2 separate regions of the Mus musculus genome follow, and region 2 is linked to region 1. The links are chromatin loops, found by intact Hi-C in ENCODE. Cell type or tissue: left cerebral cortex. All regions are shown on one strand. Each heading gives the region's core, and the rest is flanking DNA. Links, peaks and the distances in the headings are about the cores only.

Region 1 (15,842 bases), core at 3,711-11,710:
AGCTATGCTCTCTTGGCCTTCCCTCTCTGTCCCTCACTCTGTCTTCATCTTTTGCTCTCTACCCAACCCTCCTCTCTCTCTCTTCTGCCCCTGCTCATTTCCTGGTCAGATCCCGTCAGCTGGCCATGTTTGGTCTACCACTTTCTCTCCCTGACCTGGACTCCTCCAGATGCCCCAGGCTGTTCTCTCTCCCTCATATCTAGAATACAAACTTTCCCCTTAACCATCCCTTGGAGAAGCCGTGTTATCAGTTAATACCAGCTTAGTGTCTACTAGACTATAGTCTATTCTATTCTATCTAATGATGAGTCTTTTTTATTGTGCTCTTCCTTTTGATGATTTCTAAGACTACAGTCTTCTCTGGCCTGTCCTGGATGCCTCAGTGTCTCACTCTGAACCACAAAGCTGCCACTAAGACCCCCTCATCCCTCAGCCCCCAACTTGGATGGGCTAATGCTCAAGGCAAGCCTGTTGTGCTGTAAATTTCTTCTGAACTGCAACAGTCCCTCCTGAAACGATGGCTCAGAGGTTAAAGCACTCGCTGGATAAGCATGGTGACAACTTTTAATTCCAGCCATGCAAAAAGGGGTGGTGATGTGTGTGTCCCAGAGCAAGCTGGCTAGAAAGATTGCCACATTGGTGAGGTCTGCTTTCGACAGAGAGACACTGTCTCTGTGAATACCATGGAAGAGACATCAGGGATGTTTCCTGACTTCTGATCACTGGCCTTAGACTTTCATATGCACAGGCCCATATGTACACAAGCATGCTCCCACGTGCACCAACATCCATGCAAAGAATGTACACACACACACACACACACACACACACACACACACAGAGGGTGGGGGAGGAGGCTACTCAGAAGTTCACAAGCCTAGGAATATAAGCTATGAACAATCACTGGAGGCAGGAGGCTGTCTCTGGTGGAGCTGCCTGCAAGTTGCATGGTTGTCCACCCATGACTGGGTGGGCTTACTGGTAGGCCCCCATGCTCCTAAGAGCAGCCCCAGGAAACTCATCGTGTCACAACACTAGACCTGGGATAGAACCACTTCTGGGGTTGTTTCTTATGCTCTATCTTGAGTGATGGATGTCTCCTCTGGAAAAGTCACACACAGTGCCCATTCCTCTGAAAGCAGCATGGGGACTGTGAAGTAGATGCTGGACTCTCTGAAGAAAATGGCTGTGAATTTAGAATCCAAATTCTACCGAGTGGTCACTTGGACCCCCCAGGTATCATATGACTCAGGGTTTCCTCCAGCTTCTGGGGTCCCTAGAGTTCCCTTCAGGTTGGGGTATCCTGGTGGTGGGGCTGGGAGTAGGGAAGCTTTCCCAGAGCTAGTCTGAGCTGGTCTGGGGGTGATGACTAGACCACAGAGAAACAGCGAAATAAAAGCTTAAGTGTGATTTGAGCCGAGGCTGGGAAGTCAGGGAAGGGCAGACCAGTCATTAAATGTACAGGAAGGAGACCGGAAGGTTTGCTATGAGGAACAGGGAAGACAAAGAGATTGTGGGCTAGAAGAGAGGCCTTGAAGGAGCCAAGAGGTTTGGGGAGGTGAAACCGGAGCTGTTTAAGGTGAGTGCACACCGCCATCTGTGGCAGGGAGGAGAACTGCAGGTAATACGACCAGGGCATGCCCACCTTGTTAGGTGAGATTCAGGAGGTCTGGCTGTAAGAACGTTTAATTAGCTTCCACACGCATATGGTCCTGCCCTTTTCATTGCCTCCTGATGACTTAGCAAAATAAACTGACTCTCATCCGTAGGTGTGAATTAAATTTTCCTTCCTGCTGCGATGATAGAGAGCATAGGATCTGTGGCAGTTTCCACAATCCAGCATGAATGTGGCCTTCGGAGGGAGACTGGAAAAATCCCACTGCGTCCCTTCCCACCAGCCTGGTACTGCGGTAACCAGAGGCCCTCGAAAGAAAGAGAGCCAGAGCCAGACCAGTCTGTCCTGTCAACCAAGGTATGAGGCAAACAGATCAAATCTATCCTTTGAAGGGGAAGTGTTTAAGCACGGACGTAAGAGCCCAGCATACTGCAACCACAGCCATGTGCATCTCAGCTCCAGCTCTACATGAGTGAGTTGGACCTTTGGGTCCTTACCTACCCCCCGTGCTGTGAGTGGGTGAGCTTGGATGTGTGTGTGTGTGTGTGTGTGTGTGCATGCTCACCCAGAAAGCCCAAGACATACTGTGAAGATATGCACAAGCTCATGTGTGCACACACACACACACACACACACACACACACACACATACAGCATCCTGGAGACAGAACCTTGAAGGTACAACTAGGACCTCACACATGCTAAGCAAGTACCTTACCACCCCCCCCCTTTAAAAAAAAGATTTACTTTACTTTGTGTGCATATGTATGTGTGTATGTGTCTGTGTGAATATGTACGTGTGTGTGTGTGTATGGTACTTGTGTATCTGTTTGTATGTAAGTGTGTGTCTATGTGCATGTATATATGTGTGCTTGTGTGTGTCTCTGTATGTGTGTGTGTGTGTGTGGTACTTGTGTGTGTCTGTGTATAAGTAAGTGTGTATCTATGTGTGTATCTTTGTGCATATGCATGTGTGTATATCTGTTTGCATGCCTGTGTGTATGTGTGTACATGTCTGTGTGTATGCCTGAATGTGTGTGTCTCGTGTGTCCATGTGTGAGAGTGTGTATGTACATATGTATCTGTGTGTACATATGCACATATGTCTGTATGTTCATGTATGTGTGGCTATATGCTTTTATATGTGTGTGTCTGTGTAGTTATGTGTATGTGTTTTGTGTGTATGTGTCTCTCTGTGTTTGTTTGTATATTTCTCTCTGTGTATGTAAATGTGTGTCTATGTGTGTGTCTGTGTACCTGTGTATGTGTCTGTGTTTCTGTGTATATGTAACTATTTGTTTATGTATATGTATGTATGTATGTATGTATGCATGTCATATGTGTACAGATTTCCAAAGAGTCCAGAGAAGGCAAGACCATCGGATTTCTCAGAGGTGGCATTAAAGGCCATGGTGAGCTGCCATACAGGAGCTGGGACCCAAGCTTAGGACCCGTTGAAGAACAACAAATTCTCTTAACTGCTGAGTCACCTCTTCAGCTATGAACTACCCTAAATAATCTTTTCCTTTCATTGAGTTATTTTGTGTGTAGAGGGGCGAGCATACCACCATAAGCCTGTGGAGGTCAGAGACCACCTGCAGAAGTCAGTTCTCTCCTGCTGTGTGGCCTACGGAACCAGACTGATGTGACCTGGTGATGTGACACATCTTTTCCTACCGAACAAGCCTTGACCCTTCAGCCCTTTTAAAACCTTTTTTTTTTTTTTTGAATCTTACTTAGTTGTCTAGGACGGCCTTGAACTTGTGATGAACCTGACCCCAAGTAGCTTGGTGTATATGCATATGCTATCACATAGGGCTAAGGAATAATTACTATTGCTAAAGTACAACAGTGAGGGATGATGACACATAAAGAATATACATAGCGTGCCACTGCATGGGCTGAGGTGGGAGGGGAGAGAGCAAAAGGGATCATTCCCTGGGTTGTGATTCCAAAAATGGAGACTATCAGGGAAGAGAGAAAATCTGGGAATTGAGGCAAGGGGAGGGCTCAGCAACAGTGACAGCTGACCACCTTCCTCAGCTGACCAAGTTCAAAGGAAGACGAGGCTGTAGATATGAAGCAGAGTGGTCTGTCTCTCTGCACTGGCCAAGCAGAGCCAGGCTCTGCCAAGGGGACCCTGTGATTTGCTTCTTGAGAAGGTTCCTGAGGATGCGAGAGGAGGGTCTCCTAGGAGAAGACCTGAGGTCATGTGTGATTGACACATACGAAACATTTTTATCGCCCGCGCTCACCCCACAGACTGTGGGACTAGGTTCTGTGGCTTCCTGGGACATAAACACACCTCAGCAAGAAAAAAAAGGGATGTGGAGTCTTGTAGGTGGCTCCGTTGGTGGAGTGCTTGTCAACCAAGGCTGAGGCTCTGGGTTTATATTCAGCAATGTTTAAGCCAGGCAATGATGGGAGATATCAGTGACCCCAGCCTCGGGGAGGCAAAGGAAGGAAGATCAGAAGTTCAGGGTTATCTTCAGATACACAGTGACTTTGAGGCTAGCCTGGGCTACATGAGAATTCAATTTTTTTCAAAGAGCCAAGTTACTGGATATTAATAAATAATAATAATAATAATAATAACAATGCCTTCTTTTGTTTTTTTATGCTTGTAGTGGCTCAGAAAATGTATGGATCATGAAGAGGAATGACATTAGAGCAGGTGACGTATGTAGGTTTTAGAGTCCGGAAGAGAGCCAGTCAGCTGCCTGTACTGCCGCCCACACGACAAGGGGCTTTACACAGAGGAGATCAGCAGAACCACGCCCTACACCTGCAGGAATCCCAGACTCAGATTAGCGGGTCCTACGCCACTCAGATGGCACCTGTCTCCTCTCTCCATCCCAAGACCGCAAAACTTCAGTCTGATGACTAATAACAAAGTCCCTAGCATCCCCGTCTTCTATAGCGTGCCAGCTTCCCCTGTCGTCTGCATGCAGTCACCCCCTGGTACAAATATGTTCTCCATGCTCGGTGAAATCTAGTCTGTGATTATTTACTTTCTCCCCTTCCGTTTGGTCGGATTTTGGAAGAAAAGAGAAATCCATCTCTTACCAGGGTGATGTTTCCAGGATATGTCTGCTGGGTGCTTTCAGCTGAGATAAACATGTAAAGTTGAAACCTTTGAATAAAGAACATCCCGTTCATACTGCGGGTGGGGGATAGCTCCCCTTAGGCCAGCTGAGTTCCTAATTAGAAAGGGGGAAGGAGAAGCAGGGGAGAACTCCCTGGCAAACTGATTTCAGACTCTTATTTGCTGCATCAGCTCTTTCTGGTCTGAGGGGAGGGGAGGGGAGCGGTGATCTTTGAACTCTGGAATGCCAGTCCCCAGGTCTGCAGCCTCCCAGCCCTCACTGCAAACCCCTGAGTTGCCACATCACCTCAGGTCAGCAGAGGTCCCAATTAGAAGGAAAAAAAAATCAACTGTGCCTCCAAAGCTCTGCAGACCCTGGAGTTGGCAACTTTTAGCATTGTGTGAGCCGAACTCCCTTACCATCGACACGCACATTCTCTGATTGCTTCCCAGGAGATCTCGGACATAGCTGTGGTTGTTAAACTACATTAAACCTTTCTCCTTAAATGCAACTCTAGATCCAATAACCTGGACAAGAATCCACTCTTTCTGTGGCTCTCCATGGTCCAGGAGGCCTCAGACACATCTAGTAACTTATACTTCCCCGTGGTGTTGCAGAGATACGCCAGGCCGGGTTTGCAAAGGGCAAAGGTGGGGTGGTCAGCTGAGGATGGATGGGGTGTTTTTATGAGAGCTGGCTCTCAGATCCCATCTCTGGCACCTTTGTGTTGCATTCAAGAACAGCAGTTCTCAACTCCAGGGGTCCAAGAACCCTTTCACAAAGGTTCCCTAAGACCATCAGAAAACACAGAGTTTGTTTGTTTGTTTGTTTGTTTGTTTTTTGAGACAGGGTTTCTCTGTGGAGCCCTGGCTGCCCTAGAGTTCACTCTATAGACTAGGCTGACCTTGAACTTAGAAATTCGCTTGCCTCTGCCTCCCAAGTGCTGGGATTAAAGGCATGTGCCACTACTGCCTAGCTCTTTTTTTTTTTTTTTTTTTTTTTGGGTTTTGTTTTTTACATTATGATTCCTAACAGTAGAAAATTACAGTTAATGAAGCAGCAACAAATTTTTTTTCTGGTTGGGGGTCACTGCCATGTGAGGAACTGTATCCAAGTGTCCAAGTCCTAGGAAGGTTGAGAGCCACTCTTCTAGAAGGAACAAGAGGTTTTGGGTGTCATAAGAGATACTAGTGCTGGCCTTGGTATTAAAAATCTTTTATAGATGTTTGGGGTAGTACATGCACGTGGGATAACTGTGGGAATAGATTCTCTCTTTCTGCTATGTGGGTTTAGGGGATTGAACTCACGACACCGAGTTTGGTAGTAAGCATCCTTATACACTCAGCTATCTCACCTGACCCATCATTTTTATCTTTGTAAGCGGCAGATAATATAGATGCCTCTGGTACAAGTTTCTATCTTACCAGTCTGGATAAAGCCAATCCTTTGTCCCTTTCTCAATATATCTTAGAGGTCTCTGTATATAGACTGTGCAAAGTTCCTGCTATTAAAATGACATCATAAATAGCAGCTTAGCCTGTGATCCCTCTCAAAACAGACCCTGGGGCAGGGATCAGAGGCCATATACTTATCAATGTGTGAAGAGTGTCAGCCATAGAGTTAGGAGGGAGAGAAGAAAGGAGATGGAGCCTGTAGGGAACTAACACACAGAGAGGATGCTGGGCTTGCTAGCATGGATGGAGAGTGAGAAATGGACCAAGCTGGCCATGTGTAAGGAATGCTGAGCTCACTAGCTAGTGAATCTATCAAAAATTGGGCCACACAGGCCCTGGGTGGGGTCAGGACTAGCTTTTCCCTGCTTCAGAGGACCACGTGTGTTTGGCTAGAAAAAGTTTTCTGTTTAGCATCAAAGGCTTGGGCAGGAAGCATGGACAGAGGAAACATGGACCAGCTCCAGTGTCCCAGCGAAGTCATTAGCATCAATGGGATGTAGTTGCCTTAGCAACAGCTGAAGATGGAAAGCTAGCCAAATGCTCTGGGACCAGGTATGGCTGAGAGGATAAGAACGAGGTAAATGGGATGTGAATTCTTAGTCCAGGGTTCTCAGAGGCTATCCTGGGTGACTTTAGCCTAGCTGACTCTCACAGCAGGTTCAGGCCAAGGTTCACAGCAAGGAGTAGAACGGCACTTTGGGTAATTTAGCTGACACAGGGACTTACAGAGAAGGTATGTGGAGGACTCCTGAATCAAAAGACTATCAGAGAAAGCAAGTCTCAAAAGGGCACGGACAGTGCATGAAGAGTGGCCCAGCAGCCTGAGCTCATGACTCTGCTTCAGTGAGAATTAGCTTCAAAGGGCTCCTGGTGCAATGGCTTTCCTGTCAAGTTAAAAATTCTTGGCAGCTTGAATAGTTCAACTCACACAAGAAGTTTCCCGGCCGTGATCACTCAGCTGAAGCCAGGGTGCAGGACTGTGGGAGGTAGAAGATATTTCCTTTAACATCCTGCACTGGCATGAATTAAGGAGCACGGTGCTAAGAAACAGACATCCCCATGGTCTTAGGACTCCTGCGAGGGTGCGTGTCCCTTGTGCATTCCAGATTTAATCAACAGTCTGAGAGCAAGACTACAGAGGGAGCCAGAATGGTGAGCATCTCTAGACACTCAACTAGAGAGAGAATCTGCCCTGGAAGAGTCTGCTTAGAACGTTGTCTAGGAAGAATCAGCTAATAGACCCTCATCTAGCCAGAAAGCAAAATGCAGAGCATCTCGCCAGGAACAACACGAATTAACTGCATTCATTCACACCCAGGGCAGCAGAGCATTTCCTAAGGGATGACAAGAGACAAACCAGGGAGGCACAGTGATCCATCTGTCTATTATAAGCAGTGGTCAGACGTTTGGAGTTCAAGTTCACCAACAACTCATCAATTGGGATTCCTAAAGAATTTTGTTACTGTATTGTTATACTTGAGAGTTAAGACTTGTTTTTTGATTTTTTTTAACCCCCCCCCCCTTTTTTGTATTTATGTGTATTTTTTCAGGTGTGTGCAATACCTGTTTGGTTGCCCTCAGAGACTAGAAGAGGGCATCGGATTCCTCGGAAGCTGAAGTTACAGGCCATTGTGAGCTCCCTGATGTGGGTGCTAGGAATCAAACTTGAGACCTCTGTTCTTAACCTGAGCCGTCTCTCCAGTCCTTAAATCTCTACTGTTATGAGACCAACAGAGACCATCAGGAGAGGACTGCTCATATTTTAGTCAATTACAGAGCCAGGAATAGACCCCCCCCCCTTTTTTTTCTTCCATAGTAAAGGGACATTGTGTCGGTGTTGGGAATGTGTGATGTCATAGCCCTTGTGTGCTGTGTGTGCAAGAGTCTGTGTGCTCACAGAAGAGAGAGTCACCAGGCTGGCTACAGAGAGGAGGTTAGTGTAAGAGAAAGATTGGCAAGACACAAGGGCCAGACCAGAATCGATTGAAGCAGCCTCTAGATTCTGAAAGGACAAGAGGATTGCCAAAAGGAACCAGTAACAAGTTCATTGCCTACTTCTGATCTCCAAGGCACATGCTGACTTGGTAGAGTAGCCTTGAGTAATAATGGTGTTCTCCTGGGCTCTTCAGCCAGAAAGGCGACACCCACTTCTATCACTGAGATGGCATTGGATGTTTTTTGACCTTAACAGGTCAATGGCAGTCCTATGTCCCCTCCTAGGATCTTTTCTTTTATGGGGGCAACTGTTCAGGAACTGGCCTTGCTTCTGGGCTAGTAGATTTTCTGCACATGCGCTGACTTTCCTCCTCTTTATTGCACAACTGGCTGAATTCTCACCCTACGATGTGACCCCGCCTCCCTGATCTCAGCATTTTTTAAAAAAATCCTCCCACCCCCACTGAACAGCTGTCATTCTCCAAGTCTTTGTGCCCAAACTCCAAATGTGCAGACGCTCACAAAGGATGAGGTGCGAAGTTTTTATTTCTTTTTCATTTTGGCACCTTTTCTGTCAACCTTTTAAGTACTAAAGATATCTTTGTGCGTTTGGCTAATTTCGCCTTTTGAAAAGCACAAGGAAAGGGCGTGAGGTTTGAAGTTTGCCTATGAGAGTGATTAAGCAGGCTGGGAAGCCGCCGCCGCCGGTGTGATGGTTCACTGAAGAGCTGGGCTCAGCTTTGTGGCAGGAACGGCTCACAGAAAGATTCGCCTCTGCTACTTCAGAACGGACATGAGAACATTCTGGGAATGGCAATGTGTCCACTTCCTGTCCCTTTCGACAGTTAGCTTAACCTAGGGTCAGTAAAGAACTTAGAGTGATATTTTATTAGTAATGGTATCTGTGGGATCCAGGAGGAAAAAGGGTGGGGCATTTAATAAGAATAGAGATGGGAAGAGCACTGTGGGCTGTTGCATATTGGATAGCCTCTGACCTTCCCTAGCTCCCTGTAAACAAAATGTCAGTATAATACCCTTACCACTGTCCAAGGGATCGCTGATGATTACGATAAAAAGAAACTAGTGAAGGCGTTTAAGAAGAAATTTGCCTGCAATGGTACTGTAATTGAGCATCCAGAATATGGAGAAGTAATTCAGCTACAGGGTGACCAGCGCAAGAACATATGCCAGTTCCTGATAGAGACTGGGCTGGCTAAGGACGATCAGCTGAAGGTTCATGGGTTTTAAGTGCTTGTGGCTCTCTGAAGCTTAAGTGAGGATTTCCTTGCAATGAGTAGAATTTCCCTTCTGTCCCTTGTCACAAGTTTAAAAACCTCACAGCTTGTATAATGTAATCATTTGGGGTCCGCTTTTAACTTGGACTAGTGTAACTCCTTCATGCAATAAACTGAAAAGAGCCAAAAAAAAAAAAAAAAAAAATTGATTGGGGACCAATGTGATCACTGGGAAAAAAAAATCAACCAATCAAATGTAAAACAGTTAAAACTATTTGTGTGTGCATGTGTTATATATACATGCAGTATATACACACATTTGTTAGCATGTGTATGTATGTGTGTACATGTGGGCTTGCTTGCAGGTGCATGTACACATGTGCACACTCATATATGGAGGTCAGAGAAGAGAGGATCATGGAGTACAGGGGAAATATGCTCAAGGTATATTACATGCTTATATGAAAAAGGCCTTATATATTATACATATTATATGTATATGTATATATTATATATATACATAGCAGAGAAAAATTAACACAAACTCAAAATTCAATCCAAAAGAGTTGAAGAAAGACAGCCCAAGCCTGAAGAAATTTTCCATGAGAATCAGTGATTCATAAAAGTCTTTCCTCCAGCACTTGCCTCTGATTTGGGGGAAATAGAGGCTGGGCTGAGTTTCAAGACCCTCCCTCCCACTCCTCCCCCCCCCCCATGCTACTGTCTCTCTGAAGGTGTGGCGGAGGGTTTTGTACAAAGTTCGAGAGAGAGACCTCAGACCCTGCACTGGTTTCCAGGTGATGCAGAGAGGGAAGTGGATGTGAGTGGTGGGGGCGGGGCTTGCCTCACAAGTGGGGAGCTGAGTTCTAAGCCTAGAACTCACACAGAAAGTCAGATGCAATAACACACACAACCCCAGCAATGATAAGATGGGAGACAGAAAGAGAGACACACACAGGAGGATCCCTGGAGCTTGCTGGTCTACTTGATGAAGTTACAGGTTTAATGAAAGACCTTATCTCCAACAAAACGTGGAAACTGTCTGAGGAGCAACATTCAAGATTGACCTTTGATCTATAGGGAGAGGGGGGTGGGGAAGGAGGGAGGGAGGGTGGGAGAAAGGGAGGGAGAGAAGGGGAGAGAGAGAGAGAGAGCGAGAGAGAGAGAGAGAGAGAGAGAGAGAGAGAGCACATTAAAAGCCCAAGATCTAGTTCTAGATCTCAAATTTTCAGATTTGCTTTCAAACCTCGCTGAGTTAGTGTGGAACCACCACCAGAAAAGCCCCTGCGGGGCTTTCCTGAGGACTCGCTGGGTCAGTCCCTGCAAAGCCTTGTATGGGTACAGTGTGTAGTAAGAGTCCATCTGGCGTCGCTATTATTAGGATAAGTAAATATTAATTTGCATCAAATTGTAGATACAAGAGCGATCATAATTAGAGCCGTAAAAGAAGACGTGTTATAATTTCTCTGGAAAATATAGAGGCTTCTGGAAATAAAGCCTTAGACACACGGTGCTTCAGGAGCGTGGCGCTCGGCAGCTCACCCACCCGCCAGCTGTCGGGGATGGGTTTAACTGGGGAAGCATTCTGAACAGCCGTTCTCTTTTCCCTGACAATCTTCTCCCAGGGCCACCCAGCAGAGACGATGCCCAGCTTTTTCTAACCGCATTGTAAACAAGGCCTGGGGTTTACATAACACCTTGGCCACTGACAGTGAAAAAGCAGCTCTAAGTGTTGTACTTATGTCTGTTTGTACAACGCTGGTGCAACATTGAGAGGCTTTGGTAATATCCTGTTTACAGACAGAAGAAGAAAAAAAATGAAAAGGAAATCAAGTGGTTTCTTCCTGTATCCCTGCCGGAGAAGTCCTGTGCAGACAACAGGGCAGCTTGCACCATGCTGTCTGAATGACCATGCGTGCTATCTTTGCTTTGATTCCATTTTTTTCTTCAGCAAACCAGAATCAGTTATCGGGACCAGGGAGATGGTAAACATTGGTAAAATGTTCGCTGTATAAACCAGAAGACCTGTGTTCTGATCCCCAGTGCCCAGGTAAAAGCTGGGCATGGTAGAGCTTGCTCCTAGTCCCCTTATACTGGCATAGTGGTGGAGACACACAGGTCCACAGGTATCTCTGGCCAGCCATATTAGCTGAAAGCTGGCTATAAAACTAAGCTGGACATGATCGATGAAGACATCTGATGTTGAGCTCTGCCCTCTACGAGTACTCACACATGTGCGTGCCATCCCCACAACCCCCTGACATGTAGGTAGATATATACAAAGGTACAATTCACAGGTCAAATAGCTCGTGCCAAAATGAATACCCCAGGATAATAGCAGACATTGGCTATTGTGCTTGGAAACCAGGAGCGCCACTGGAGACAGGAGTCCACATCAAAGAAGGCCTGGGGTACACCCTGTCCCAGTTCCCGTTGTGTGGAAAATGAACATTATTTATGGTTCTGGACATGTCTTCAGCAGACAGCTTCTGAGGCTGGTTAACTGGGAAATGCATGTTTGCAAGCAGAACGGGTTTTAAACATGAACTTGTGCCAGGTTCCAGAGCTCATCAACCTGGGAAATGACAAAAGAAGGTACAAGAGCAAGGAAACATCATGATAGTGAGGGGTAGCCTGGGCTAGGCTGGCTCCCTGAGGCAGGCTGTGGACATGTCAGTGAACTCCGTCCTGGCAACGTGAAGGCCTGAGGGCAGTTGTGGAATCAAGTGAGCCTGGAGTATGGTTTTCAGTGATTCCACGTCCTTCAATATTATGCTTTGACACAAAGAGGTGATACGGGACAGAAATCAAAAGATTTATTCTTAAATATTTTTGGATGGAGCAAATTTAGCAATCCCAAACTTAACTAGTGACGTTCTTAGAGGTGCTATTAAAATGTGTTTTAAAATTAGGCTACTGGTTTCTATAGCTGTGTTTGCTCATGTGGGGAGATTTTAGGTTTCCGAGAAGACTTCAGACTGAAACTTTCTATGGAAAGTACTGGTATGCGGACTACAGAGTCCCTCCCCCCCCCCCCCCCCGTCCGCCAAAAACTTGGGCTCACTCATAAATAAGTGCCCAGATAGCATCACGGTATTAACCAAGCCCGACTCTGCTTAGCTTCTGAGATCAGACACAATCTTACACTAAGGGCCTTGTAGTCATGGTCACATTGGTCTCCATAACAAGTTCAAGCCTAAAGATCTGGGGGGTGGGGGGGAGGTCTGTAAAACTTTGATTTAAATGGCGTCCTGGAGGGAACTTTTGCCCTTTGCATTCATGGGTGGCAGGGAATGATGTCAAAGTAAAATGGGCTAGGTATGGAAAGGTAGATCCCACGTGTCCTTACAAGGAAGCTAAATTATCTAAAGCAGAGTAGGATCTACCCAGGGCTGGAGAGTTGGGGTGTGGAGGTGATGGTCAAGAAGGATGTGATATTTAGCTACAGGAAATAGCCCTATGGAGGCTAAGGCAGGAGGATTCTTGTTTGAAGCCAGCCTGGGCTAAATACAGAGTAAATTCTAGGCTAGCCTAGGCTATGGCAGCAAGAGCCTGTCTCAAAAGACAGTCTCACATGTCTAAAATAAAATGACTGGTCTCTTTTAGACACAACTCACCTATTTCATCATTCCAGTGTTAGAGAGGGAGGCAGGGTCAGCATCCTTGGGGGAACCATCCAGGAGCAAGGCTCAGGAGTTCTCCCTTTCTCCCAGCTCCACATCATCAGCTCTCCTCACTCCCAGTTCCTCTAGTGTCCCCAGTGGGTCCTTCAGTGGTCTCTGTGTCTGGTCTCTCAAGATAAATCTCCAGTCGTAAAGAGATTCGAACTCGCACGCCTTGGTTTCTAGTCCCTGCTTCCTACATCCTGACCGCCATTGGTGGACTAATAACTGGATGTTCTCCAAGCTCCTCCTCGGTATCTCTCTGACTTATTCACATGCTTCTGCCTCCTGAGGGTCTGTTTTCCTCTTAGAACATGACAGAAGGCTCATTCTAACTCGCTGGACTTTCTGCATGTCAGTTGGCTGGAATCCCAGGAGCCTTAATGGCTTCTCTGACCTTCCACAACAAAGGGTTTCCCCTTTTTCTCAATCCTCAACACCATATCCCCATCCCCCCCACAAAAAACAATTCTGTGGGATGCCTTTGTAATCCTTGGTCTGATACCTGCCTCCTCTGTTCATTTCTTCACTTGTGTGTTTAACTCCATCTCTGTTTCCTGTGTATTTGCCGACTCCATGGGAGGGATATGCATGACTGTTTTCCTTAACCAAACCTTAAACTTGATTCACTAAGCATTAGGCAGGATGATTACAGAGAGCATGCCTGGCTGGATGAGGAAAACCCTACAAAGCAGTCTTCATTAAGAAACAACATAATTTTAATTTAGGATAAATTACATAAGTATCGCACAAAACACCCACAGAATGCCAATTCATTCATTAATTGACTTCCATTTCTCTTGCTACTAAATCCTTTTGGCCGACATATCAAAAGGCAAGCACTGTTTGTTTACAATCCTTCATGTTTAAAATAATCAATGACCCATTGCCTTGTTTAGAAATCATAAATTGAATATGGTAAGGAAATTAAATGATCCTTCCGACATTGCAGAACACCCCTTAGTTAATCCTGAAATGAATAACGGGTCACAACAAAATGGGCATAGAAGTTATGTTTACATGGATTTATTAACTAGAGTTTGGGAAAAGAACGAACCGTCTTAATTCAGTCACTCCCGCCAGGCCATGTGGATACACAGAAAGGGAGATGACTGGGCAGAAGGAAGGCACATTGGAGGCTCAGGACTTTATCTGTCTAAAAGAGGAAATAGATGCTGTGGGTGGTTATTGACCAGCTCGCAATTTTACTTAGATGTTTTGCTGCTAAAAGGGGAGATAGCTTTTAGTCAACATCTGTAAGGAGGCTTCTCCAAGGTTAAGCTGCTTATATAGATGGGAGGTGTGGACCTTAGTATTCAGAGCACATGAGGTCTATTCACAGTCTCTATCTACCCATTTATTTACAGAAAAATCCAGTCCTCTTTCTCTCTATGTCGCCTGCATATCCACCTGAACAAACACTCTTAAAAGGCACTTAGCTGGCTAGCTGTCAATAGAGAAACACACCATTATCGACGTTATCTTCAGAGAAAACAGTTCTCTTGACCCCCTGTGGTAAGACTCCCCTATTTCCTTCTGAAAATTTTAAGACCCTAATGCAGATTGCCCATGTTCTAGTTGAAATGCCCAGTGTTCTGACCACTGTGCTGCATATGGGGTTTTACCTGGTACCTGCTCACCTTTGCTTTGCATGGTTACTGATGACTTTAGGATGTTATTAAATCCAGAGGGAAGAGACTTTCTCGTCTTTTATCTAATTACTACTTCGGTAATTACCTTATCACCACTTAGGCACCAAATTATCTAGATAGCTTCCACTCCAGAAATCTCTTTACAGTCCCCGAGGATATGTCTCCGTCTTTTCTCCCATTAACTTACCAGGGTGCACGTGTGGTGTGGGTGCAATCCATGGTAATATCGGATGGAATTCTGGCAGAAGCTGATCCAACCTACAGCCCAATTTTATGTTCAACAGGCCAACTCTGTACCATTTAGGAAAGAAATTCATTCTCATTCTCTCTCTCTCTCTCTCTCTCTCTCTCTCTCTCTCTCTCTCTGTCTCTCTCTCTCTCTCTCTGTCTCTCTCTCTCTCTGCATATCTGTGAGATGCATCTTTCTGCTAGCCTGGTGTTGGCTATTCAGCCTGCAGACACTAGGAGAGCAGCCTGTCTTCCAGACAGAGCAATTAAAATAGGGCTCACAATGTGGCTTTTGCTGGAAAAAAAAGGGAGTGTTCCAAAGTCACCAAAGCTCAATAGGTCATTAAGCCAGACAATTTGGGAATCTTGAGGGGAAAAGAAAATTGGGAGCTTAAGGAAAAAGAACAAGAAACAAAGAATTGCAGACAACTAACCCATTAGAACTATACCAGAGTCATTCTGCCCATCCCTGACCCCAGCACCCTAACCCTAACCCTGACCCTGACCCTGATCCTGACCCTAACCAGAGAGGAAGTGGCCAGTGAGGAACAGCCATATTTTACAAAGTGTGTTTGCAGACAGAAGTGAGATTTCCATAACAGCTGGACCAAAGGTTCTATGGCCAGAACAAATTGATGAAGCCAGCCAGACAGAGGTAATAAAACTCTGGTGCCACATTTATAGACAGATGAAGCAGGAAAGGGCATCAAAGGGTACACAAAACTGCTTGGTTCTCTAGGGAGAACCCATAGGGTGGGTGGGGCAGAATAAAGTCCCAAAGAGCCATCATGGACTCACCAGTGACAGAAGACCAGACGATCTGAGGGGGGGGGGCCTGACCTTGCAGCCTTTTCCCTCCTGATAAAAAAAATATATAAGTATTTGAGTTAAAAAACCAATTAGTTATACTAATATTGATAAAAAATTAATTAAGTCTGTAGTCTTATTATTGTTCTTTCAAAGGTAAGGTGTGGT
Region 2 (15,842 bases), core at 3,213-11,212, 120 kb before region 1:
GACCAAACTCAGGTTGGCAGGCTTGGTGAAAACTATCTTTACTTGCTGAGCCATCTTGATGGCTCCACCCTAAATTTGAGACAGAGTTTCTCATCTGTCCAGAGGTCATCAGTTAAACTAGACTAGCTGCCCAGTGCACAGGGGAATCCTCCTGTCTCAGCCTCCCCAGTGCTAGCATCACAAGTGTACACTACCGTTCTTTGCGTTTTCTGGGGAATGAACTCAGGTTCTTGTTGCTTACAAGACAAACACTTTTCCAACTGAGCCCCAACCCCCAGACTGGCAAATTGGCACGGTTTTAGGCTAAAATTAGAGCAAGCATTATTCAGAACAAGCAATTGAAAATGAGGCTTATGTTAGCTTGCATGTAAAAACTTTCAAAGCAAGTACCATTTTGATGGAAAATGTGAGGTTATTAGAATCTGTCGTAAGCAATGAGCCCTGCATTCTTGTATGGTGTTCAGAATACAACTTGTCTTAGTTTCTTTTCCTGAAGCTGTGTTAAGACATCCTGAGGAAAGAAACTTAAGGAGGGTTATTTGTTGCCTTGGTTTTTGTTTGCCTGGCTCACAGTTCAAGGGTCTGAACCATCCTGACAAGGAAGTCAAGGCAACAGGAACTGGAAGCCCTGATCATATGACATCTATAACCAGGAAGAGGGGGATGAATGCTTGCTGCTGTTCTGCTCCCTTTTTCTATGTACACAGTCTAAGATCCCTTCTAGGGAATGGTGCCGCCCACAGTGGGCATGTGTCACCGAAATCATTATAATCAGGAAAATCCCCCACTCCACCTCAGGCATACCATGAGATCCTTTTCTCAGTGTTCAAATTGACAGCATCATCTATCACACAATCACACAACAAATCCTTATGCAACCACTTGTGGACTTTGGGTGGGATCCTTGGGAACCACACCCAAATCCTCCACCACCACTCTTTCTGCAGGTCCCATTGGCTTAGTGAGTGGTTCCAACTTCGTGATGGCAATTCTGCTCCTCTGGTTTAGGGGGGACAATGTCACTCCTCCCAGAAGAGACAAAAGAGGACCTAGAGATGATATAGACATTCATATCAGGAGAGCAGGGTTCACGTTGCCCTGTGGAGTTCATATGCTGGTTTAAAGCTCTTTGTTTACTGTGTGTTTTGCCTGCTCCTTAAAGTGTTTAAAGTCTTTATAAAGACAGATGAGGCTTGTGCTTTGGATTTTAGGTTTAGAAAATTATGATTAAGTTCGTAGTCAACATTTAAATCTAGCCAATTGAACACAAATCTGTGAAAAACGTGTTAAACAGAAGAGTTTTACAGTTCCCGGTCCTGTGAGCAGTGAGTATTGGTTTGGAGAAAAGGAAACTGATTAACAGTCAGGAAAAGGAACAGGGTCCCTCCCTGTTTAATGCAGTCGACAGCATGGGGACACTGCCCAACTCACACCTGTTTCAGAGTCGGAGCCTCGCCATTTTCTGACCTCATCTTTGGCAGCTGAGGATGGCTTGCTTGGTTGGCGGCGGACCACTCCAGATGTGAGTTATCTATGAACCCAGGGAGAGGAGGGAAAGGGACAAGGACCACGTGTGACAGGGCAGTAACCCCAGGGTGTTTCATGCCACTCACAGCTGAGGAAGACAACTCCGCTCCTACTTTCAGGGACTGTGAAGCTACGCACGAGCTTCCCAGAGCTCGCAATTTATATTAGGGAGCTGGGTGCTATGACACTGATTTATTCATTACATCCACAAATATTGACTTCTGCGCACCCGGCATGATAATATGATGTACAGGATTGTAGGGAAGACGTGCTTTCCTCTGGGGTCCTGTTGCCTTGACATTCAGCAGTCTCGTATCCTTTAATAAGTATTTGGTGATTGGATAGAAGTTTGTGCATTTATAAATAAAACATAATAGTTTAGAACTTATTCTAATGATTCTTTTTCTCCCTCAGGATCACATTGTTGTGATATTTTCCATGGTGTCTATATCTGGCTCGAGAACAGATGGTAGGTATGATAAGCCATTTTTCTCATCTACTTGGTCTCTCCTTTCCTCCCTCTCTTTTCCCCTCTCCTGTCTTCCTCTTTTTCTTCTCTCTCCCTGCTCCCTTAGTTCTTTCCTTCCCTTCTTTCAACCGGAACTCTCTGACTCCCTGCTGTAAAAAAAAAAAAAACCCTATAAGAACTAGTTTAAAGGAGGAAGGGTTTATTCTGGCTCACGGATTCATAGGATACACTTCTTCCCAGAGGGGACGTGGGAGGCAGCTGGTCACACCCTATCTTCAGTCAGGTGGGGGTGGGGAGAGTGAAGGGGAGGAGAGGGGGGAGAGGGAGAAGGAGAGGGAGAGAGGGAGATACATACAAACAGAGTCATAGAGAAAGAGACAGAGAGACACAGAGAGACAGAGGCAGAGACACACACACACACACAGATGCAGAGAGAGGCAGAGAGACAGACAGACAGAGTTATAGAGACAGGGACAGAAAGATACAGAGAGACATACAGAGAGATGCAGAGAGAGGCAGAGAGAGAGACACACACAGAGAGACAGAGAGAGACACACAGAGAGATAGACAGATAAGCAGACAGAGTCATAGAGACAGGGACAGAGAGAGGCAGAGAGAGATAGACATAGACAGAGTCATAGAGACAGGGACAGAGAGACACAGAGACAGAGGCAGAGAGAGACAGACACAGAAACAGACAGAGACAGACAGACAGAGACATAGAGACAGGGAGAGACAGAGACAGAGACAGGAAGTGGGTCCTCAGCTAGGTAACAAAGTGTCAAAGCCTGTCCCCAGAGATTCACCTCCTCTAGGCAGAAGTCCATCTCCTCAAGGTTCCAGGACATTCCAAAACATCACCACCAGCTGGGGACCAAATGTTCAAAGACATGAGCCTGTCCAGGACACTTCACCTTCAAAACGCAAGCACCAAGTGGTTTTTGAGAGTTCAATAATGGCTACGCATTTCTCAGTGCACGCCCCGCTGCAAAGATTCGCTCTCACTATGTCTTTGATCACACTATCTCATTTCCAGCTTTTCGGACTCAAGGGCAGGGAGCTAATAGCTAACCAAAAAGGGAGAAGCAGCCCATGAGTTCACCTAGGGTTTCCTCTTCAGACACGTGCAGCTCGCACCAAGTGCCACTTGTTATAAAGCACACACAGTCATGATTCCTTACAACTGTTAACGTGAACTATTTGCAAGAATACACAGATATTGGGGCTTAGATTGTTCAGCGGGTGAGTATTCACCATGCAAGCGTGAGGATCTGTGTTCAGATCCCCAGCATCCACGCAAAAAGCCGGCCATGGTAGCCTGTCTCTGTGATTCTAGCAGAGTGGGATGGAGGAAGGTGGGGACCAGACAGAAGATCCTTAGGAATCATTGGGAAGCTAGAGTAGCCATTTGGTGAGCTCTAGGTTCAATGAAAGATTGTTCCAAAACATGGCAGAGACCCACCACAACTTCTGGCTGCTACATATACAAGCATATATGATCACACACATGTGCACACAGGCACGTGGTGCAGCACACAGAGAATACAGGAATTCAAATACTTTCCCTTTTCTACACCAAAGGGTTCCTGACAATGCAGCTTACCAATCCCACTTCCCACTTCTTTCTGTCACACATGCCATTCAATTTACACCTGACTGCAAGATGCCTAGGCTGTGGCTGTTTGTAGCTCATCTTGTGATGCGAGGAAGCAATGCGCTCTCAGCGGATAGGATGTGAGTCCCAGTTTCCCTGCTTCTAAACCATGATGCCTCAGTGTAAAAGGCATCATTGTGTGCTTGTTGCTTTACCAGCGATATTCCATTGGAATGTTGCAAAGGTCTCCTTGGCTTCACGGCAACCTGATAGAATCCCATTTTCGGAACATGATTGACAGTGTACCTGGATTCGCACTCCCCCTCCTCATTTCTATAGGAGTCACTTTCCAAGGTGCATCTAGCTTTATGCTTGAGTTGTATCCATTCACATTAATATCACCATTATGGATATAATGCTGATATGGCTGTCATAATCACAGATTTTACACATCAATTAATTTGCACCAGGCCATTGATTTATTTTTATGAATTGGGGCTGTGATGTCAAACACAATGCAAATAACAACGATCGCAAAACTAATAAATGCAGGCAAGACATGTAGATTTCATCAAGACGCATTAGCTGTGATCAGTTCTTCCCTGATAACTGAATGCTAGCACAAAATAAAACCCCAAACCATCTGGTCTCTGTAATGCCTACATAATTTTAAGATTGTAATGATTATTAAGAACATAATGTAGCTTCTCAGACGATCATAATTAATCGCTGTTTTCCATGCATGGTGCCTAGAATTTCATAGCTTTCCCCCCAGCAGCTGTCACATTACTTATTAGAATATCTGGTGGGGAAGAGGGGTCCAGTGAACAGAGTCAGAACCTTGGCATAGCATGCTGTGGACCTAGAGTCAATGTGGCTGAAAAAAATAGGATTTGGGAGAACAGAGAAGATGAGGTCAGAGAGGAAGGAGGCTATACTTATATGATTCTTTTTAAATTTTATTTATCTGTGTGTCTGTTTTATGCCAGCATGATCTATCTCTTTCTCTCTCTCTAATCTCTATCTATCTATCTATCTATCTATCTATCTATCTATCTATCTATCTATCTATCTACCTATCTATCTATCATCTATCTATCATCTATCTATCTATCTATCTATCTATCTATCTATCTATCTATCTATCTATCTATCTATAATGTAGAGTACCTACAGAAGGAGAGAAAGGGTGTCAGGTCCCCTGGAGTTACCATGTGGATGCTTGGAACTAACCTTGGATCCTTGGGAAGAGTAACCGGTGCTCTTAACTACCGAGCAACTTCTCTAGCTCATGATCACAAAACTCTCTGAGACTCAGAGATGAGGAGGGAAAGCATATTATTTTGGAGAAAGGTTGCTGAGTGGAAGGTGATCTGAATATGGTAACACTAAGGACCAAATGGCTACAGAAGGAGATATAGAATTCTCATAGAAGATGATGATGGTCAAGAATAGTGGTGAGAAAGGGAGGGCCACTTAAGATATGGAAGGGATTTGGGCTGGAGATGTAATTCAGTTGGTACAGTGCATACCCATGAGAGACAGGAGGCCCTGGGTTCAACCTCCAGTGCTATACCAAACTAGGCATAGTGATTCATGCTGTAATTTCAGCACTCAGGAGGTGGATGTAGGAGATTTAGAATTCAAGGTTATCCTTGACTATGCTGTGAATTTGAGCCAAGCCTGGACAATGTGAGACCCACAGCTATAAGAAGGCATTATGGCCTGAGGTGTTACTCTGTGGTCAAACACTTGTCTACATTTGCAAAGGCCTGAGCTCAACTTCTTGTTTTAAAAAGATATACAGAGGGAGAAGGAGAGGGAGAGGAAGGGAGAGGGGAAGGGAAAGAGATAGACAAAGAGAGATTGATTTAGAAAGAGGGAGAGGAGATATACACAAAAAATTATCTGTAGGGGCTTAGTTATTGATTCAATATCCTGTCTACATAGTTGTAGAAGGCAAATTAAAAAGAGGGAGGGACTGAAAATGGCTCTTTGTTTATGAGACAGAAAAGACAGGTAGGTAAATGGGATTTCCACCTTCCCTCTCCTCCCTTCCCTCCTCCTCTTGTTCTTCCTCCTCCTCCTCCCCCTCCTCATCCTCCTGACACGTGACTTTGCATATTCTGAATGAAAGCTATCCATATGTTTCCAGGCTAGTCTACAGTGTGGACAATGGAAACTCAGAGCATACATGGACGGGTTAGGGAGCTGTCAGATATCTTGGAGTTGCACACAGTAGCGCACTGTCCCCATGAAGATGTACAAAATCTTGCAGAGTGAGCACTGTCATGAGAATGAGGACTTGGAGCTGGAACTCTGTAGGAGAATCTGTCAGCCAAGCTTGGTCAACGGTGGGAGAGATGCTCGATGCAGGGAAGGGGAGGCAGTGAGTACAAAGGATGCTAGAGTGTTATGAAACTCCAAGAAAGGATATCTTCAAGAAGGGAGAGTGATGAGATTTGTGTGAGCCGCCGAGAGTTGGAGCGAGATGGAGGTGGAAAACACATCTGTTGGTTTTTCACAGAGAGGATGTAGCTTTCCAGTGTAAGCCACTCCCAACTAGTGATGAAATTGACTCCTTTGGGCTGAGGTTGTTTGGGAACACAGATTAGGAGGCATTTCAGGAGCATGCATAGATTTTCAAGAGGTTAATTTCTGATGATTTATTTAAAAAATTTTTAATTATGGGTACGCATGAGTGGGTATGAGAGTGCAATTCCCACAGAGGTCAGAAGTGGGCATCAGATTCCTCGAAGCTGGAGTTATGGTCAACTGTAAGCTGCCTGATGTGGGTGCTGAGAACTGAACTTAGGCTTTCTGTAGGATAGCAAGTGTTCTTTCAGTTTACCACCAAGCCATTTCTCCAGCCCTAAGACTGATCTTTGAAGCACCCGAACTTGGGCTGTATTGGAGGAATATTTTACATAGGCATTTCCTTCCATTTGAAGGAATCTGAGCATACATACTTACACCTAGAAGAGAAATTTGTAAAGGGGATGGATATATAAACATACAGAATATATAAACATGATAAGACAGTGGGAGTTGAGATCCAAACATGAGAGCTGTGGCTATGGTTCTAAGGTGGGAGGAAGGACCTCATCTACTGAGAGCAAGAAGAAAGGTGGGTGTGGCCATTGTGTTGCTTGGTTTTATTGTTGCTGTTACCAAATACCCAATAAAAACTAGTTATAGGGAAGACTTATTTAGCTCATGGTCTGGGGGGTTGTGACAAAGCAGCTCACACCAGGACATCCAGGAAATAGAAAAGAGAAGGAACAGGAAGGTGTCAGGGAAAGCTATAACCCTCAAAAAATAATGCTCTGTGATAGTCTGAAAGAAAGAAAAAGCGTTCCCCAGAGGCTTAGGTACTTAAACACGTGGTTTCCCAGTAGTGACGCTGTTTGGAGCTAACTTAAGGAACCTTTAGGAATGGAGCCTTCCTGGAGGAAGTTCATCACTGGAGGGGTGGGGGGTGGGGTTTGAGGGTTTGTAGCCTCATTCTACTTCCTGACGCCTCTGCTTCCTGTATGCTGATGAGACATGTGATCTCTCCGCTTCCTGCTTCTAATCCCATACTTTTCCCACTATAATGGATTTTGTACCTCTGAAATTGGAAGCAAAATAAACATTTCTCTTAAGTTGCCTTTTTGATTGTGGTATTTTTATCAGAGCAACAAAACGTAACTTATGCATGCCCGCAATGATAATGACCCACCCCCTTTAACTAAGCCCTATGTTCCACAGGTTCACTGCTCTAGTCACACCTTGCCTCTATCAGAGGATTAAACGGCCTTTAGGTCAGCGCCCTCATGATCAAACCAGATCTGGAAATAGCTCAGAGACACTCGCCAGTGGGATTTCCTCACCTTTTAGGCATTTCTCTCAGTCCCATTAAGTTTACAGTAGAGGATTCACCACTGCAACCCAGAATCTGTTTTTCTCAAATAGATCCTTCCCTGTGAAGGAAGAGCTAAGGTGGGATGGTGTATTAAATACACATGGAGAAGAATGAAAAGCCCATGGGTAGTCATTGGCAAAGAAGAATGAAACACTCATGGGTAGCCAGCAAAGGGCCCATGGAACAGAAGAGCTCCAGCTGATAGCATGGGACCTTTATGAGTTAAATAACTGACCATGGTGTGTTGTGTTGGAAGGAATCACCCTTCGTTGTAGTATCAGATCCTGGCAGGTGTCTGTTGGGAAGATGACTGCTCCACACACATGATATCTACTGTCAAGTACTAGTAACTGGCTTAAGAGGCAGCATAAGGTTCATGCCTAGCCAATCAGTAATCCTCATTACATCAGTTTGCATTGCCTAATTCACAGTTAGTGCTTCTGAGTGCTGAGCCATCTCTTCATTTCCTAGCCTCTTTCTACTGTACTGGGACAGAGTTGAATCTGTTGATAGGCACTTTGAGCATGGGGCTGTCCTGATGGAGAGACACTGGCAGCATGGTGCCTTTGGACCAGATGTCAGATGTAGCACTGGAACCGGCCAGCAAAGGAAGGGAGGGTGTGGTAGTTTGAATGTAAATGGCTTCCTTGAGCTCACAGGGAAGGTGTGGCCCTATTCAAGACAGTGTGGCCTTGGTGAAGGAAGTATGTCACTGGGGGTAGGCTTTGAGGTTTCAAATGCTCAAGCCAGGCCCAGTGTCACCCTCTTCCTGCTGCCTGAGGATCCAGATGTAGAACTCTCAGCTCCTCTCCAACACCATGTCTGCCTGTCATGCTTCCTGTCATGATGATAATGGATTAACCTTCTGAACTGTAGGCCAGCCCCAATTAAATGTAAGAGTTGCTGTGGTCATGGTGTCTCTTCACAGCAGTAGAAACTCTAGCTAAGACAGAGGGTTTATTTGGGCTCACAGTTGGAGGGTGCAGTTCCTCTTGGAGAGGCAGGTGTGTGAGCCTAGTTACATGGAGTCCACAGATAGGAAGCAGAGAGAGACACATCTGCTCTCCTGCCATTTCTCCTTTCTATTCAGTCCAGGGCCCCAGGTCATGGTTCCAGTTCACATTTAAGGCAATTCTTCCTAGCCCAATTTTTAGACCTTATATATAACCCAAATCCCTTATAGACATGCCTAGAGTTTCATCTCGTAGGCAACTCTGCATCCTGCTAAGCTGCCAATCAATACGAACCATCACACTAAGTGGGGTGCCTGTTGCTCATTTTTCTTCCTCTCCTTCCAAGCCCTGATCCTCATTAGGGTTAGGATACCTATCAACAGTGGCAGAGGAGTGAGGGGTGGAGGGGGCACACACCGGTTTGCTCTTTGTACTCAGCAAAACAATAAAAAAACCCATTTTTATACATTTACTTATGCATTTTCCAGAACCTGTCTTCTCTGGTACAGCTTCTGCCTTTCTCTGGGTCCCTCTGCTAGGCAGTGATTAAGTTGATGAGCCATCTAAATGGATCTCTGTGGTGTGCCAGCAGCTTCTTCCACATCCAGATGCGGCAGCTATGTATACCCCTCCCCCCGAGGTTGACCTACTTTGTCATGTCAGAATCACAGAAGCCTAAAAATGTTGCATGAGCAAATAAATGTCTTCTGTCCTGATGGAAAAGACCAGTAGGAATTTAGTGGTCTCCTGATAGCAAGCCCTATAGGTGAGTTCCCAAGTGTAAGAGTTACAAAAACCAAAGCAGGCTTCTTACAACACACTATTGTTGCTGGGGACCGGAAGGTTTTGACTGTATGAAAGTGTTGAGTGATTTGTGTAGCAGGACTCATTCCATGTCTATGCAGGGGACTAAGGCCTGAGACATTTGCTAAGGAGCAAGGGGTTTGGCCTCTATTGTGTGGCAGGCTTTGGAGAAAATGGCTGGGTGTTATGGATTGAACTGGGCCCCTACTGTGATGGCCCACCCTCACGGGCAACAGGAATGACATTAGAATCACCCAGGGGATACATCTTTGGGAGCTTGTGAGGAAGTTCCCAGAGATGATCACCCAGGCAAGAAAGACATGGCCTGAGTGTGAATGGCACTGTCCCATGCATGAACTGGGGACTCATTTGAATACAAATGAGGAAAAATGAGAAAGCCATCAGGGCACCAATATCTCCTCATCTCTGCTTCCTGATCTGATGTGAGCAGCCTCACACCCCTGCTATCATGGCCAAGAGTGTCTTGCCACCATGCTTTCCGACCATGGCAGGTTGTACCCTCAAACCCTGAGCCAAAATAATTTCTTTCAAGGTGTTCCTTGTCAGGCATTGACACAAGGGCAGAAGAGCCACCAACAGACCAGCTTCCCACTTTGCATGTTGATTCTCTAGGCTGACATACTTAGGGACTTTTTAAGGAAGTGAACGAAAGTCAGAAGGTGGGATCCTCAGGTCCCAATAGGTTCTTAGAGAGAAATGGAAAGGCCAGAGAGTTACTGTCCCTAGACACAGAGAAAAGGCCATGTGAGAACGCACAGCCATGTGAGGATGCAGTGGCAAGGTATCTTTGTGTGAGCCAGGCAGAAGAGAGCCTCCCTAGACCCATCCCACTTAGGACCTGCAGGCTCTAGAGCTGCTAGACAATGATGCATACGCCACCTAGCCTATGCGACTTTTGTCAAGGCAGTTAGAGCTGACAGCAGTAGACACTTGATGGGGTGAGTATTCTTGTCAACACTTAGGACAATATGTTACTGAGCCAACATCAGCCAAGTGGCAACTGAGTTTCACAGGGCCACTCAGAGGCGCCCCCATGAGCCTGAAAGAGGCAACAGCAGCAGGGGATCTTTGCCATCGAGTTCTATGACTGGCCTCCTAACTTCACTTGGACGGTGCAAGCCCTCAGGGTTTCTGGATTATGTGGAGAGGCATCAGAGGGCAAGGATGAAAGATTCTGGATATGCTGATTATGCAGAAGATGTGCTCTTAAGAGATGAGCGTCGACTAATAGAAGATATGGTTGTGTTTGGTCCTGAGCTGATGAGACAGACACAGGTACCAACTCAAAGCCTCTGCAGCAAGTGAGTGCTTTGAGCACTGGACTTTACTTCTTCTTTTTCTACACTCAAAAGCAACTATGATGCTTTTACACGAGCTTTGGCATGGCTGCTTGTTCCTCTTCTGTCCCTCCCCACTCAGGCTCTGTCTTCTCATGTCCATTGCCTTCTAAAATGAAGCTGATCTGTATTAATGACAACAACCAATCTCTTCCCACTGGGTGCAGTGGGGTTTGGCCAATGGATAGCCTTGGCAGGAATTCACATCAGGAGGAGGGAGAGGCTGGGGTATCTATCCCCAATCCTACTTTTTCCCTGCTGGATGCCGATTCAAGCATATTGTTTCATTTTAATTGCCATAGCTACCATTCCAAATAACTGTTGTGTTAACAACAGCTTCATGGGCCACAAAACAAACCCCCAAGAGTGAGTGGGCTCGTGGCATCTGGTCTGTGGCTTGAAAACCAGGCATCCTAAAGTCCGAAGTTCACAGTGCATTGTTGGGAAACCATGTAATATAGAAGGTGAGCTCTGTGCAAAAGGGTTTGCCTAATGGCTGTCTTAACTCTCATTGATTTGGGAGAGCAAATATGGGTGGGGTGGACTCTGTGACTGAGTGGAGACCCTTGTCTGTTGAAAGAGCCAGCTCTATGTGGGTTCTAGCTGGTCCTTAGCAAGTTAGCATGAGGGTTAGACTGCAAGCTCAATAGTGTCTCTAGTCAAGGTCAAATAAAGTGTTTAGCTATTGGCAGCTGAGCATTGTGCTTGACTGGTTTCTGTAGGATTATTTAAAACAAAAACAAAATCAGAAGGATATTTGGAAAAGAATGGACAGAGGCTTGGGACAGAACTGTGCAAGCTTCCAGGCTAGTCTGGAAGCACTGCTAACCCCAGACCACAACCCCTAAATCCCAGGGTCACTTAGGATCCTGTAGCCCATATCACTGCCTACATAGGGAGCAAGCTAGCCTCAGGAGGACCCAATATTGAAATCTTGGATTTCAATCAGACTCGTAGGGATGGGCAGGATTACCAAGAGCTTACAAGAGGGACTGCCCTGGAGCTCATGGCTCATGAGGTCATTGCTTTGGTCCCCCTTGCAGTAAAGACAGTGATGTTCTTTTATTCATCCAACATTCCTAGCCAATGGGGATTAGCTTTCTCAAACAAGTTCTACTAACACTTGGCATTTAAAGCCTGACTGTGGGTATGTCCACAGCTGCCTACCCATCCGCAGACAGGTCTGCTGTGGGGGCAACCCAGGAGCCCGTTCCTGTCTGTAGTCCTTGGCTGGTCCTAGAATATCTCTCATTCATAACTCTTCCATGAATGCCTGCTCCTTTACACAAACACAGGGGCACTGTAGGGTTTGATCTAAGCTACGTCATTCAACACAAGACACGATAGGTCTATACGTTGTTGTGTTTTTAATATTCATATAGCTTAACTTTGAGTTCAGATGAGAGCTACCCTATCCAGACTGACAAGAAGATGGTGAGAAGCTTGGGAGTGTAGAACTGCTGTTCACCAAATGTCTGTGGACTGACGCAGTGCATCTCGAAGAAAGAAGATGCTGGACATGCACCTTTCCCTTCTGGCTTTCTCTAGGGGTTTTCAAAACAATCAAGATATATATATATTTGTGTGTGTGTGAAAGGTGAAGATTTTAAGATGTTCACAAGACTGGTTCTCTCCCATCTTAGGGTGCAAACACAATGTGAGAAATTTATTCATTTATTTACTTTTTATTTGTTTACCTCTGTATTTTCACCATCTGGAGGTGGCTCACGTGGAGTGGAGAGTCTTAAGAAACAATGGATGAATGAATGAATGAATGAATGAATGAATGAATGAATGAGTTAGTGAGTGAACGAATGAATGAGTGACCGAGGGAGGGAATGAATGAATTTTTTGTTTCAAGCTTTCTCCAGCTCAGTCATTTTCACGATCCACGGTTTGACACGTTTCTAAATATCAATTCTACTATCAATTACTTTTGAAGAAAGTCTTAAATAGTCTTCAGCTTCTAAGCAAAATATTTGCAATCCTGCTTTTGTTCTGTTACTTTCATTTTTAACACAGCCAATAAGATGCTTACATATTGCTCTCCAAAGAAAGATTTGTACACTGCCTACACTCCCCTCCCTCGCTCTGGGGTGGTCATGTGTGAGTGGCCATGTTGGACCACAGCCAGTGTTTAATCATGTCAATGATGTTCTGACTTTTCAGGAATAATTGTAAATCAGTTAAACCTCTGTCTCCTTTAAAATTACTCCTTACAGGTCAGGGGTGAAATATGGAGTGGGGATCTGTCCCTAGTGATGTGACCAATGCAAACTGTAGATTAACTGAAGATGATGGGACCTGAGGCTTGGAGCCGTATCTAATTTTCCCCAACACTTGTATGTGTTGCACGGTGTCTAGCAAACCAAGAAGTCTCACAAGGGTTTGTGGGTATAATAAGATCAATAAGGCTTGGCGCCTCTGAGAGTCTTCCAAATGGAGAGTTTTTTTTTTTTTTTTTTTAAAGAAAAACTCCTTTAGAGACGAAGGGCGTGATCCTCCGTGTTACCAGTCGATATTTCTTTTATTGCCCCTAAAATTTATAAACCAGGATGCTCCCTAATGGTAGGCAATTTCTCATATTAGCTCAGCCAGCCTTTAGCTAGCTCTGTGTGTGTGTGTGTGTGTGTGTGTGTGTGTGTGTGTGTGTGTATGTGTGTGTATTTTAAATACAGAGCCTAGCCTTTTTTCTTTTTTCCTCACCAAAGATTTCCAGCCTAGGGAGTCCTCCTCTGAGGGTTGGACTATCTTTTAATATCTGTTTCTGACTCCTGCATCTTGTTAGTCAATCTCCCTTGGTGATCTGTGTTTATGCCCAAGTTCAATTCCACCAGCTTCTTCCACAGTCTCAGCCTTCTCTTGGATCCCTTTGTCTCTAAAAGATATATTTATAGCTAAGTCTCAGGCTGTTGCTTCTCATTTATAAGATACCATACAAGTGCATATGGCTGTTTCTGTGAATATCCACAATGGTCAATGCCTTGATTGGCTCTTTTGGGAGATACCTTGTCCCTAAAAGACACCCATATCTCCCTTCATGCACACCTGTGTGTACTGAAGAGGGGATGAAAAGCTCTATACCTCCTCCCCCACTTTTTTTTTCTAGGTATCCTGAAGTGAGGCAAGATCAGCTCAAAATTGTTTGAATTCTGGGGACATTTTAAGTCCTATTTCAGAAGAAGAGGGAAATGCATATATATATTTTAGAAAAGTTCTACCAGACCATCCTTAGCTACTAGTAGATTTTTGCTTACTGTAATAATTGGAGCATTGGAAGAACAGATGCTGTCCTTGCGGGAGGAAAAGAGCCTGGGGTTCTCATGCCACCATATAAGTGAATTTAATACTGACAATGGCATTTAATATCATGCACCCCAATCCTTCATCTGTCTATAAATATTTTTATTTTACTCTATTTATTTATTTCTTGAGGGGATTGAGCCCAGAGTCCTGCACAGCTATGCAGACACTCTATCACTGAACAGCACCTTCAATCCTCTTCTTATATTTTAAACATTTTGAGATGAGATCTCACTAAGTTGTCCAGGCTGGCCTTGAACTCACTGAAGGTAAGCCTTGAATTTGCCATCTTCCTGCCTATGGTAGTTTGAATGAGACTGACTCCCATAAGCTCAAATATCTGAATGCTTGGTCATATATCTGAACAGCTTTGGAAGGACTGGGAGGTGTGGCCTTGTTGGAAGAGGTATGTTGATATGGGTGGGCTTTGAGGTTTCAAAAGCCCATCCATCACTAGCTAGACCTTTCTGCCTATATATATGGTTGTGAGCTCTTAGCTACTGTCCCAGCACTATGGCTGTTATGCTTCCCATAATGATGACCATGGGTTAACCCTCTGAAACTGTAAGCAAGCCCCCAGTTAAATGTGTCCTTTTATAAGAGTTGCTTTGGTCATGGTGCCTCTTCAAAGTAATACAACAGTGTCTAAGACACTTCCTCATGAGTAGCTAGGATTATAGACATGTACCACCTTGTCTGCTTGTGTGCATGTATATGTGAGCACACTTTTATGTGCACACACATGCATATGGAAGCTAGAAGCTGACATTGGGTATCTTCCTCCACTACTCTCTAGTTTAGCCTTTGAGACAAGGTCTCTCATTGAACACGTGCCTCACTGATTTGGCCAGATTGTCTGGCCAGCAAGTGCTAGGAATCTGCCCGTCTCTACCTCCCTGGTACTGAGATTGCAGGTGAATGTTGCTATCCTAGCTTCTCACATGGATGCTGGGCACCTGAACTCAGTGACTCATGCTTGTGTGACATGAGACATGGCCCCAGACCTACTAATCTGGCTTTGAGCAAGTATTTTGAAATGAAAAGAACCTGAGAAGATTCCTCAGAAGTGTGCACCATGCTGTGCAAATGAAGTCAGGACAGCAGGGCAAGGCTACCCACTGCTGAGCCAATTTGGTATCCCACTGGGCACCAAACACTCTTGTTGCAACCAACCTCCATGGTGTCTGTTCTACCCAACTTTCTATTATTGGTATCTGTAGCCTTCTTTTTTAAAAAAGCCTCCTTTTAAAACTAATTATTTTTGGACTGATACAAGTTGTGTATATTTTTCCCACACATGATGTCTTGCTATGCATATATGCATATATATTATGATTATGTAAATATTGTGAAATGGCTCAAGAAAATGAATTTTCTTGCTTATTATCTCACATCCCCACCAGTTTTGTGAGGGGAACTTTTAAAATGTAATCTCTTAACAATTTCCAACAGGCTCTGCTTCAACATAGGTCCAAAACAACAGACGATACCCACAGGTACTATCTTCCTTTTAACCACCCTGACCACAAACAACCCAAAGGAAAAAGGGGGCCATTCCAGTGCATGGGTGTCAGTCAATCTCTGAGGGTAGTCCAATCAAAAGCTCAAGCAGGAACTTGAAGTAGAAAGCATAGAGGAACAATGTTTTTCAGGCTTATACTCAGTTAGCTTTCTTACATAACCCAGGCTCACCTGCCCAGGGAATGATGCCGCCTACAGTGGGCTGCCTCCTCTTTCATCAACTGGCAATCATGACAATCTCCCATAGGCATGTCCATAGACCAGTCTGATCCAGGCAGTCCCTAAAATGAGATTCCCTTCTCAGATAACTATTTACTGTGTCATGTTTACAGTTGAAGCTAAATAGGGCATCATATAAACCTCTCTTCCTGTAATCTATTTGTGCTTCTTACTTTGTCATAGCAACAGA

What was found. Peaks named below come from ENCODE experiments on the same cell type or tissue, not always from the same donor. Only the 100,000 strongest peaks of a DNase experiment are listed, where the experiment ranks them.
Region 2: a loop joins it to region 1, with 2.5 times the contacts of the local background. A loop is called at or near these places in 3 of 42 quality-filtered maps.

What each region holds. Positions count from the first base shown.
Region 1 is chr5:127,945,854-127,961,695 of GRCm38, forward strand. The region is part of intron 4 of Tmem132d (transmembrane protein 132D); the gene reads right to left. Among named protein-coding and RNA genes, the nearest start is that of Glt1d1, 320 kb to the left of the region's middle. In left cerebral cortex, for the core only: no CTCF peak of the experiment used is centred there; DNase peaks (open chromatin) are centred at 8,632, 10,169 and 10,898; H3K27ac peaks cover 1,406 bases.
Region 2 is chr5:127,822,925-127,838,766 of GRCm38, forward strand. All of the region lies in intron 5 of Tmem132d (transmembrane protein 132D), which reads right to left. Among named protein-coding and RNA genes, the nearest start is that of Glt1d1, 200 kb to the left of the region's middle. In left cerebral cortex, for the core only: a CTCF peak has its summit at 6,328; DNase peaks (open chromatin) are centred at 6,025 and 9,068; H3K27ac peaks cover 908 bases.